2 separate regions of the Homo sapiens genome follow, and region 2 is linked to region 1. A link is a loop called in an ENCODE intact Hi-C map of the cell type or tissue named here. Cell type or tissue: endothelial cell of umbilical vein. All regions are shown on one strand. Each heading gives the region's core, and the rest is flanking DNA. Links, peaks and the distances in the headings are about the cores only. Region 1 has its middle 140 kb from the start of LINC01254. Region 2 has its middle 140 kb from the start of VAPA.

Region 1 (4,390 bases), core at 238-4,237:
CACTAACCTTTAGGGACATGTTTGCTGTTCCTCATACACTTTCACAATTTAAACGATGTAGTGGATAAAAATTTCCCAGGATTGGCCGGGCGCGGTGGCTCACGCCCGTAATCCCAGCACTCTGGGAGGCCGAGGCGGGTGGATCACCTGAGGTCAGGAGTTTGAGACCAGCCTGGCCAATATGGTGAAACCCCATCTCTACTAAAAATACAAAAATTAGCCAGATGTGGTGGCGGGCGCTGTAGACCCAGCTACTCGGAAGGCTGAGGTGGGAGAATCTCTTGAACCCTGGAGGCGGAGGTTGCGGTGAGCTGAGATTCCGCCATTGCACTCCAGCCTCGGCAACAGGAGTGAAACTCCCTCTCAAAACAAAACAAAACAAAAACAAAAACAAAAAAAATGCCCAAGATCCATGGAAGTGGAAAAAGTGCTCTATTTCTTTATTTTTTCTGAATCAAATAAAATTGGACTTAATTTTCTACTATGCAAGCTTAGGGAAAAATTCTATTTCAGCCATTGTTCAGGGCTTTCTCCCTCTCCCTCTCCCCTCCTCTCACTCCATCTTTGGATTGTACAAGGAAGGAACTCATTGTATAATTCAGTCAGTCTGTGCTCCTGCGCTCGGCAGTCTGCTCCTCGGTCCGTTTGGAGGTGGGCAGTTTTTGGGTCCCTCCAAGCTGGCCCAGTGAGATTCCCTCAAGGCCCCCTGTGGGGGTGGTTAGAGCCTCACCAATCCCACTCCCTTCTGGGCGGACACACCCCAGCTTACGTAGTGGTGAGGTTGGGTTTAAGGAACTGGGTTCCAGCCAGTGGGATGTGGCAGAAGTGATGAAGGCCACCTCCTGGAAGGGCAATAAAGCCCCCTGTGTAAACCTCCAGGCCAGCTCTGTCCACCACAACTCTCTGCAATGATGAAAATGTTTTATATCTGTGCTGTCCACTGTGGTAGCCACTGGCCTCATGTGACCAAAGACTTGAATTTAAAATTTTATTTAATTTTAATCAATTTAAATTTAATTAGCCACATGTGGCTAGTGGCTACCACGGTGGGCAATACATCTCTTTACTATTAATTCTTTCCTGTTCGACAGTGTCCTTGGAAGTCGTGTGTTCTGCAAGGCATAGCTACAAGATTGAAGCAGCCTGGGGCCTTTGGTAGCCATATGGAGAAGAACTAACCAAGGAAGCTGCTTTAACAGCAGCTTGACTCTCTTTGTATTTCAGAAGTTTCGGAGTGTATCTGTAATGCAGCATAACTTGGCCTATCCTGACTACTAAAGCTCCCAAGGCCTCACAGGTACCCGTACTGCTGTCCCATCTGAGTTCCTTCCCAACCCAGTCATCCAGCCAGCTCGGGTTCCTGGACTGTGGAGCCCACACCTGCCCAGTTCTTTTTCGATTTCTTCTTTAGTCAATCCCTTCTCTCTTCAGCCTTTGAACTACCCAGACTTTATCCACATCTACCCCGCTGGGACAACCTGGCCTAATTATCCTCACTGGGCCTACACCTGGGGGATAAAAAGTCTATTTTGGTTTTTCCTCCTAGGCCCTGCCTAGCAACTTCTCTTTTTTTCAACTCTATTCTTGCCTAATTAGTCTGCCACAGTGAAAAACAAAGCACAAAATCTCTGAATAAGTACTGTACTAAATTATTAATAAATCATCTAGCTTTAACTGCAATTGCAGAGCTCTGGGAGTGGAGATAAGGGAAAAAATTATTTTCCTTTATTCATGCCAAGTTGGCACTTTGGTCAAAGGCCTGAGATCCTGGCATGGGAAGTTCCACGGAAACAGTTTATTCAAAAGTATAACTTAGCTGGGGCAGGGAACTCAGCTCTCACCCCACATCCACCTGGGTCCAAAATCAGCATCCCATAAAATGAATGCATTCCATGGTGTGTTTAGGAAGAAGTACTTATTTTACTGAAATCTTCAGCAAATGAAAAAACAGAGATGAAAGATCCCAGCTCACACCTCTTAGTAAATTAAATTTCCCATCCAACTTTTTTTTTATTCCACTCCCTACTCCTGCTGCCCACATTTTTCTCCCCTGCCAGTGGTGTCTTTTCTCCTCTTACTTACCCCTTGTACAGCCTCTAAGAATTCCTTCTTACATCCTGAGCAACTTAGCTTTCCCCCTCAACTTGTATCCCTCATTCAGCAAAACAAAAGGTCCTGGAGTTAGTGAGACAGTCATGATGTTTCCTCACATGGGTCCCTGGTGAAGTGGGGTCAGCCACCACCCACCACCTCCTAAAGCAGTTTAACAAAAACAAATAATACTATCAACCCTATTGTTAGAGAGGAACGTTAACAGTTTTCGGCCACAGCCTGGCCATCTGCCTTTTTCTTCCTTTCAGATTGTCTCATGTTATCATTCTGCAGGAGGGGACACCTTTCTTTGTTAGTGACTGCAGCTGAAGTCATCTACGTCCTGAGATGTTGTCCTTTGAAGGGTGCCTGCCTTTCTTGACCTGGCCTGTTTGTTCTCCCCCAGTCATAACACAGCTCCTGCCAGTTCTCTGGCCTCCGTGAACTCTCAGCTTTGACTGCAGCTGGATGGCAGGAAGCTTGTTCTGGCCAATGCTCATTGTTCCTAGAGTTTGTTACTACATTAATGGTTCAAAGCAATCATCTTCTTTTGCTCTCATTTTGGAGTCCCGTGTGTTTTCCCCATCCGCCTCTATTATCCCGAGCGCCTTATTTTTCCTCTTGATCCAAACCAAACACTGTTTATCAGTCATAGGAAGGACTTTGCAATGTTTCTGCCCACAGTGCAGCGTGATACACAGGGCTTCCTGTGTAAGCGTGGCCTCACTCCAAGACAATGGAATAAGCCTGCAGGGTAGATCAGAGAGTCCTAGACTGGAATCGCTTGTACTGGGGCCACTGAGACAGATCTGTCCTTTCTCTGCCTGTGTCATTGATCCACAGAGAGGGCCTCAGATGTTAACTTCAAAAGCTAGGGGTGATCGGACCTTTCTCAGGGAGGACCTGGTTTGCATTGAGGGCGGCTCAATAAAGAACAAGAGGAGTGATTCCTGTTGAGCAGCAGAGGTTGTAGAAACGCTTGTACTTCTAAAGCTACTCTGAGCCTGATAAAACTCATGGGGTGCTATCCCCCTGCAGCCCACTGGAGCTGGAGGTGGTTGATAGGGTCGCATCCACTCTCGCTCTTTGGAGACATCTGTAGCTGTGGGCAGACCCCTTGCCTGACTGAGGAGGCCGAAGGAGAGAGACATCCTTCCCATCGCAGAGCCTCTGCTCACCATGCATGTGAATTTGTCAAGCTCCCTCACCTGCCAGGGGCCGTGTTTCTTTATCTGTAACCCAAGGAAGCTGGACTCTTGATCCGTCATCCTGTGCTATTAGGGGGGATTCTGTAAAGTGCTGAGTAGATAGTACAGAATGTGCAGGTGACTTGGCTCATGTATCAAATGATGAACACTCATGGAGTCCCTCCTGGGTGGTAGTAGGAATGGTGCTGGGCACTGGGAATACAAGGACAGCTAAGAGACAGTCTTTGCCCTTGAAAAACTCACAGTCTAGTAAACAACACACGAATAAACAAATAATTGTGATTCAACATGTAAGTGGTATACTCTATGTAGGTGAGTACAGCGTGCTTGTAGGAGCCTAGAGAGGGGCTGCTGCTGCTGCCTGGAGGCCTGAAGTGGCCTTCTAGAGATATTTGATCTTTACCAGGCAGAGAAGAGGCTGCGGGAGGCCCATGAAGAGTGTGTTCCAGTTAGAGGAACAGCCTGAGCACAGTGCGTTGTTCTTGGAAAGTGGCCGTCATCTCCCTACTCATCCGTAGTTGCTGCTCCCCAAAGCCGGCCACATGAGCCCATCTCTGGTTCATGCCTAAGGGGACCGGGGGCAGACATGTGGTTTCAAAGAAGCCAGCTTATAGCTTGTTTAGGGCTCCATGACTTGTGGCCTGGATTGCAGAGATGAGCTAGCCAAGCCAGTCATGGCTCAGGATTTTCACATTGGGAAACAAGGAGACTGTTGCCAGTTGTCTGGGGGAACTGGGGTGACTTTGCATGAAAGGAGAGGCTGAGGCAAATCATGGGGGCTGAACCATGGGTGTGCAGAGTTGTGCTGGAGTGTAAACCATGGAGAGCAGAGCAGCACAGGGATGAGGAGGGAACTGGCCCCATAGCAAGACTTTGTGTTTGCCTCTTCCTGGCCTGGTGGGTTTTGCTGTTTAGCCTTTCTTTTTGGGCTCCTTGCATCACATGTAAAGTCAAAGTTCAGGCTCTGTACACATGCATGCATCATCCTAGGGCTGTCATTTCTACCAGATAATTCCTTTTCCAACCACAGCCTTGGTGAACGGCAAACTTCTTTAGAGCTTACCCTGGTCAACAGATAGAATGTATGCAGT
Region 2 (4,390 bases), core at 229-4,228, 210 kb before region 1:
CAGCCTGGGTGACAGGGCTAGATCCTGTCTCTAAATAACAAAAAAGAATGGCATGCAAGAATGACCATGATAGCAGTGATGACTATGATGAGAACGATGTGCTGACAATGCCAGTCACTCATTTCACAGTAGTGCCCTGATGTGGGAAGTACAGGATGGACGCTTGGGGAGCAGAGCACAGCGTAACTGACCCCATGGTCAGTAGTTTTCAAACATGGCTCCCTGTTAGACTCACCTGGTCTGGCCAGCCTACCCACCCCCAGCACCCCAGGGAGTCTGATTTAATTGTTCTGGGTGAGAATGGGGCCTGGGCATTGGTACTGAAACTCTCCAGGAGACCTTCCTTTGCAGCCAGGGTGGAGAACCTCTCCCTTTGATGAAAATAACCCAATCAGGTGGGATCAGGAAGGAACGCAACAGTCAGTGCCTTTTCAGCTCCTTCAAGAATAGGCAAGGTGAAAAGCGAGAAAGAGGTATATTAGTCAGGGTTCTCTAGAGGGACAGAACTAATAGGATATATATGTATATATATACACACACGCATATATATACACAGACACACATATATATACACACACATATATGTATACACACACACACACACGCATATATATGTGAGTTTAGCAAGTAGTATTAACTCCCATGATCACAAGGTCCACAATAGGCCATCTGCAAGCTGAGGAGCAAAGAAGCCAGTCCGAGTCCCAAAACTGAACTCGGAGTCCGATGTTTGAGGGCAGGAAGCATCCAGCAGGGAGAAAGACGTAGGCTGGAAGGCTAAGCCAGTCTGGCCTTTGCACATTTTTCTGCCAGCTTTATATCCTGGCTGGACAGGCAGCTGATTAGATGGTGCCCACCCAGATTGAGGGTGGATCTGCCTTTTCCAGCCCACTGACTCAAATGTTAATCTCCTTTGGCAACCCTCGAAGACACACCCAGGATCAATACTTTGCCTCCTTCGATCCAATCAAGTTGACACTTGGTATTAACCATCACAGATGGTCTAGGAGAAGGGAACAGGAGTTGGCGTGAGGCCTAGAGGTGAGGGACAGATGCCTACTAGGAGGAGCTGGGGCCATGGTGCAGGGTAGGAGCATTGCAGCTGAGTCGGGACAGGGTGAGAGTGGAGATGGAGGAGCAGGTAGGGGAGGGGTGGGGAGGGCTTTGTAGGACAAGCTGCAGGGTCTGCATGTCCTCCTGAGAGCTAAGGGAAGCCACTTTGGTGGCATTTCGCAGGGTAGATGGCATCAGATACATATATAAGTAAATAAATAACATGATTGTGGCTGCAATAGGGAGAACGGATTGGAGAGCCACAAGGCTGGAGGCCAGAGGCCAGGGAGGAGGCTGCGCTTTAACCCGGGTGAGAGGGGATGGTGGCCTGGGCAGAGGGAATGGCTGCAGAGAGGGATTCACATTATACTAGGAGCCGGAACTGCCATTTCACAAGGAATTGATATGGAAGGTGAGAGGAGGAGTCAGCGTTTCCCAGGTTTTCCTGCCTTTCTCAGGAAACGCAGTGCCCCTGCGACTCCACACTCACCACCCCCTCACACTCCTTGTGGCCCTCCCCCTGCGCTAATCTCCTGCTACTCCGAGTCCACCAAATCCTAGGAGCAGCAAGGCTCTCTCCTGAGAAGCGATCCCCTTCCAGAAGATCGCAGCTGGGTGAGTCCCGTGTAGGTCTCCTCTAGGACTATGTGCCTTTTAATCCAGGAGCTCCACCATCTTCCCATTTACTTCGAGAGGGCCATAGCACACAGAGGTGCTGGCAGGGCCAGGCCTCTCCCCGCATCACCAGCGGTGACTCTACCTCCTTCCAAGCTTCAGGATGCCCCTCCCTTCCACTAGCCCACCCGCCCTGCCTTCCATTCATCCGGCGCTGGCTCTGTGGGAACTGTGGCTGAAGTCATGTGTGCAAAAGCATACTCTCTAGGAGAGTACACAGAATTCACAGGCCACACTGAAGCCTTGCTTCATTTGACTGCTCCTGGGACCCCATCACTGTGCTGACTGGGATCCTGAGCCTGAGCCCGCTGGTCCTCGTCAGGGGTGATTTCCTGCTAGGTTTGCTTGCCCTGGGATTCACGTCCCTCAGCTTCCCTGCCTGGACTACCACTTCTTAGCGTTGACATCCTGCTGTTCCTGCAAAATCTCTTTGGTTTAGGAGATACTAAGCCAATTCTGTCTCAGTGAAAGTTTGTCAGGAGCTGAGTGATCTCTGTCAAAAGTCAATCATGACTGGGCAGAGGTAGATACGAGGGGAGGACGGGAAATGACACAGGGGAGGAAGCAGGCTCCGGGAATTAGGCCGGTCAGGGTCACACAACAATAATACCTTCCCTTTGCTACTTGTTTATTCTATGTGCCTAAAGAAGGTCTGCAGGCACAAGCCTCAATTCTAAGTCAAAGCACATACAGCAGCACAGCCAGTGCGGTGAAGTCCCCACGGCTCCTCGCGGCTGCCTGATCCCCATCCCATGGACATGCAGCCCATATGTGTTCGCTCCACAGAGATGAGCTAGCAGAGCAGGACAAAATCACACCTGCCCCCTTGGGCCCATCATTGCAGCAGACACCAGAAATAGTGGTTTGGTATTGCACAATTTGTACATTTCACGATGAGCAAATGGGATTTTAGGTGATCTTGACTTTCCTTTTTCTTCTTTTCTGTGTTGTTTGAATGTGTTATCTTTATAATCATAAGAAAAACAAAGCTGTATGTTGAAGAGAAATTTGGAAGGCATTGTCTAAAGAGACGTGCAGTAAAAAAGAATAGAATAATGTCTTTTGCAGCAACTTGGATGGAACCGGAGGCCATTAGTCTAAGTGAAGTAACTCAGGAATGGAAAACCAAATACTACATGTTCTCACTTATAAGTGGGAGCTAAGCTATGCGAACATAAAGACAAACAGAATGGTACAATGGACACTGGAGACTCAGAACTGGGGAGAGGAAAGTGGGGTGAGGGTTGAAAAACTACATACTGTATACGATATATACTACTCAGGTGATAGGTGCAGACCTCACCAGTATACAATTAATCCATGTAGCCCAAAACTATTTGTACCCCTAAGGCTACACAAAAAGAAATGAGTGAGTAATTTTGTTCAAACTAAAAGCTTACCTAGTTGGCTAAGCCTAACAGAGAAATGCTACTATTGAGCCTCAGAGAAGCTTGGGGGCCACCGCGACCACGTGTGCAGCCTGGAGAACCGAGCTGGACTGAGTTTTGCTGGGAGTGACAGTGAAATGTAAGTAGAAAAAAAAATCAAGTTATTGGGGAACTTGCCCACAAGGGCCATGGAAGGACTCCTTGGGTGAACAGAGCGAACTCTAAGACCCTGTCTCTGGGAGGCAGGTGACACCGAACACCTTTGAGGCTGGTGTACTTCGTCTGCTGCAGCCCACTGTCCAGCCGTCTTGCCTCAGTGAAATGAGGCAAGTGAAAGAAAATGCTCAGAAAAGCATCTGGGCATCTCAAATAGATGGTCCAGGCCCTTGGCCTCAAAGATTTTGAATGAATTCTGAGCCTTTTCTCTTCCATGTCATCCTGGTCTGGGACAGGCCATCGATGCCTAACAGCGCCTGCTGCTCAGGGCCATGGATGTGTTGACGTTGCTGTCATGCCCCATCTGTGGCCATCAGGGAACCGTCAGCATGCTGCCCCGCAGAGCCAGTCCATGGACGCACCGTGGCCATGCTTGTGGCCTAAGGGCATCTTGGGAGAGCGGCTCCACAGTTGTTTGTTTCCTCCCCCAGGTGCGCATCAGCAGGGCCTGAGCCCGGGGCCAGCAAGCATGGCAGGCTCTTGGTAGTGTCCTTAGTGCACACAGTCATCTTCCCTCGTGAGTCTGACCCATTTCTTTTAGCCATAGATGTTTACGTTGGTCTTTTGTTCTTTAGGATGAGTTTTCTCTTGTTTCCTGGGCAACTTAGGCTTAGATAGGCCTACTCCATCAGCCTGTTCTCTCTGGGGCCAGAGATACCTAGGCCTCAGGAGTGACACAATTCAGGGATCCAGGTGGGATGCCTGCCACGCCATAGTGTCACAACCAGCATCCTATGTGCAGCATTCAGGGATTATCTGAAAAACAGAAGGATCCACATCATAGAGTTGTTGTAAGGATAAAATGTGCTATCTTGAAGGGCCTCATGCAATGCAGTGCACGTTTCAATTGCTTAGTACATGGTAGCCACACCATCATACACCACTCATTTTGGATGACAGCATTGGTGGACTGTGTGGGTGGAGGTCTCTGAGTTCTGAGTGGCACCTACGCCCCACACCTCCTGCCACCTTCTCGGGCTCACTCAACTCTCATGGCACTTGATGAAGAGACTGCAGAATGCTCAGGCTGGCTGGTGCAGCAGGATTAGGTGTGGCTT

The links. Hi-C counts contacts between places; a loop is a spot of excess contacts. Peaks named below come from ENCODE experiments on the same cell type or tissue, not always from the same donor. Only the 100,000 strongest peaks of a DNase experiment are listed, where the experiment ranks them.
Region 2: it touches region 1 in a loop (2.7-fold over the local background); 3 of 110 quality-filtered maps call a loop at or near these places.

What each region holds. Positions count from the first base shown.
Region 1 is chr18:10,267,698-10,272,087 of GRCh38, forward strand. No RefSeq gene overlaps it. Among named protein-coding and RNA genes, the nearest start is that of LINC01254, 140 kb to the right of the region's middle. In endothelial cell of umbilical vein, for the core only: no CTCF peak of the experiment used is centred there; DNase peaks (open chromatin) are centred at 1,754 and 2,634; H3K27ac peaks cover 2,382 bases.
Region 2 is chr18:10,052,997-10,057,386 of GRCh38, forward strand. No RefSeq gene overlaps it. Among named protein-coding and RNA genes, the nearest start is that of VAPA, 140 kb to the left of the region's middle. In endothelial cell of umbilical vein, for the core only: no CTCF peak of the experiment used is centred there; a DNase peak (open chromatin) is centred at 2,285; H3K27ac peaks cover 2,752 bases.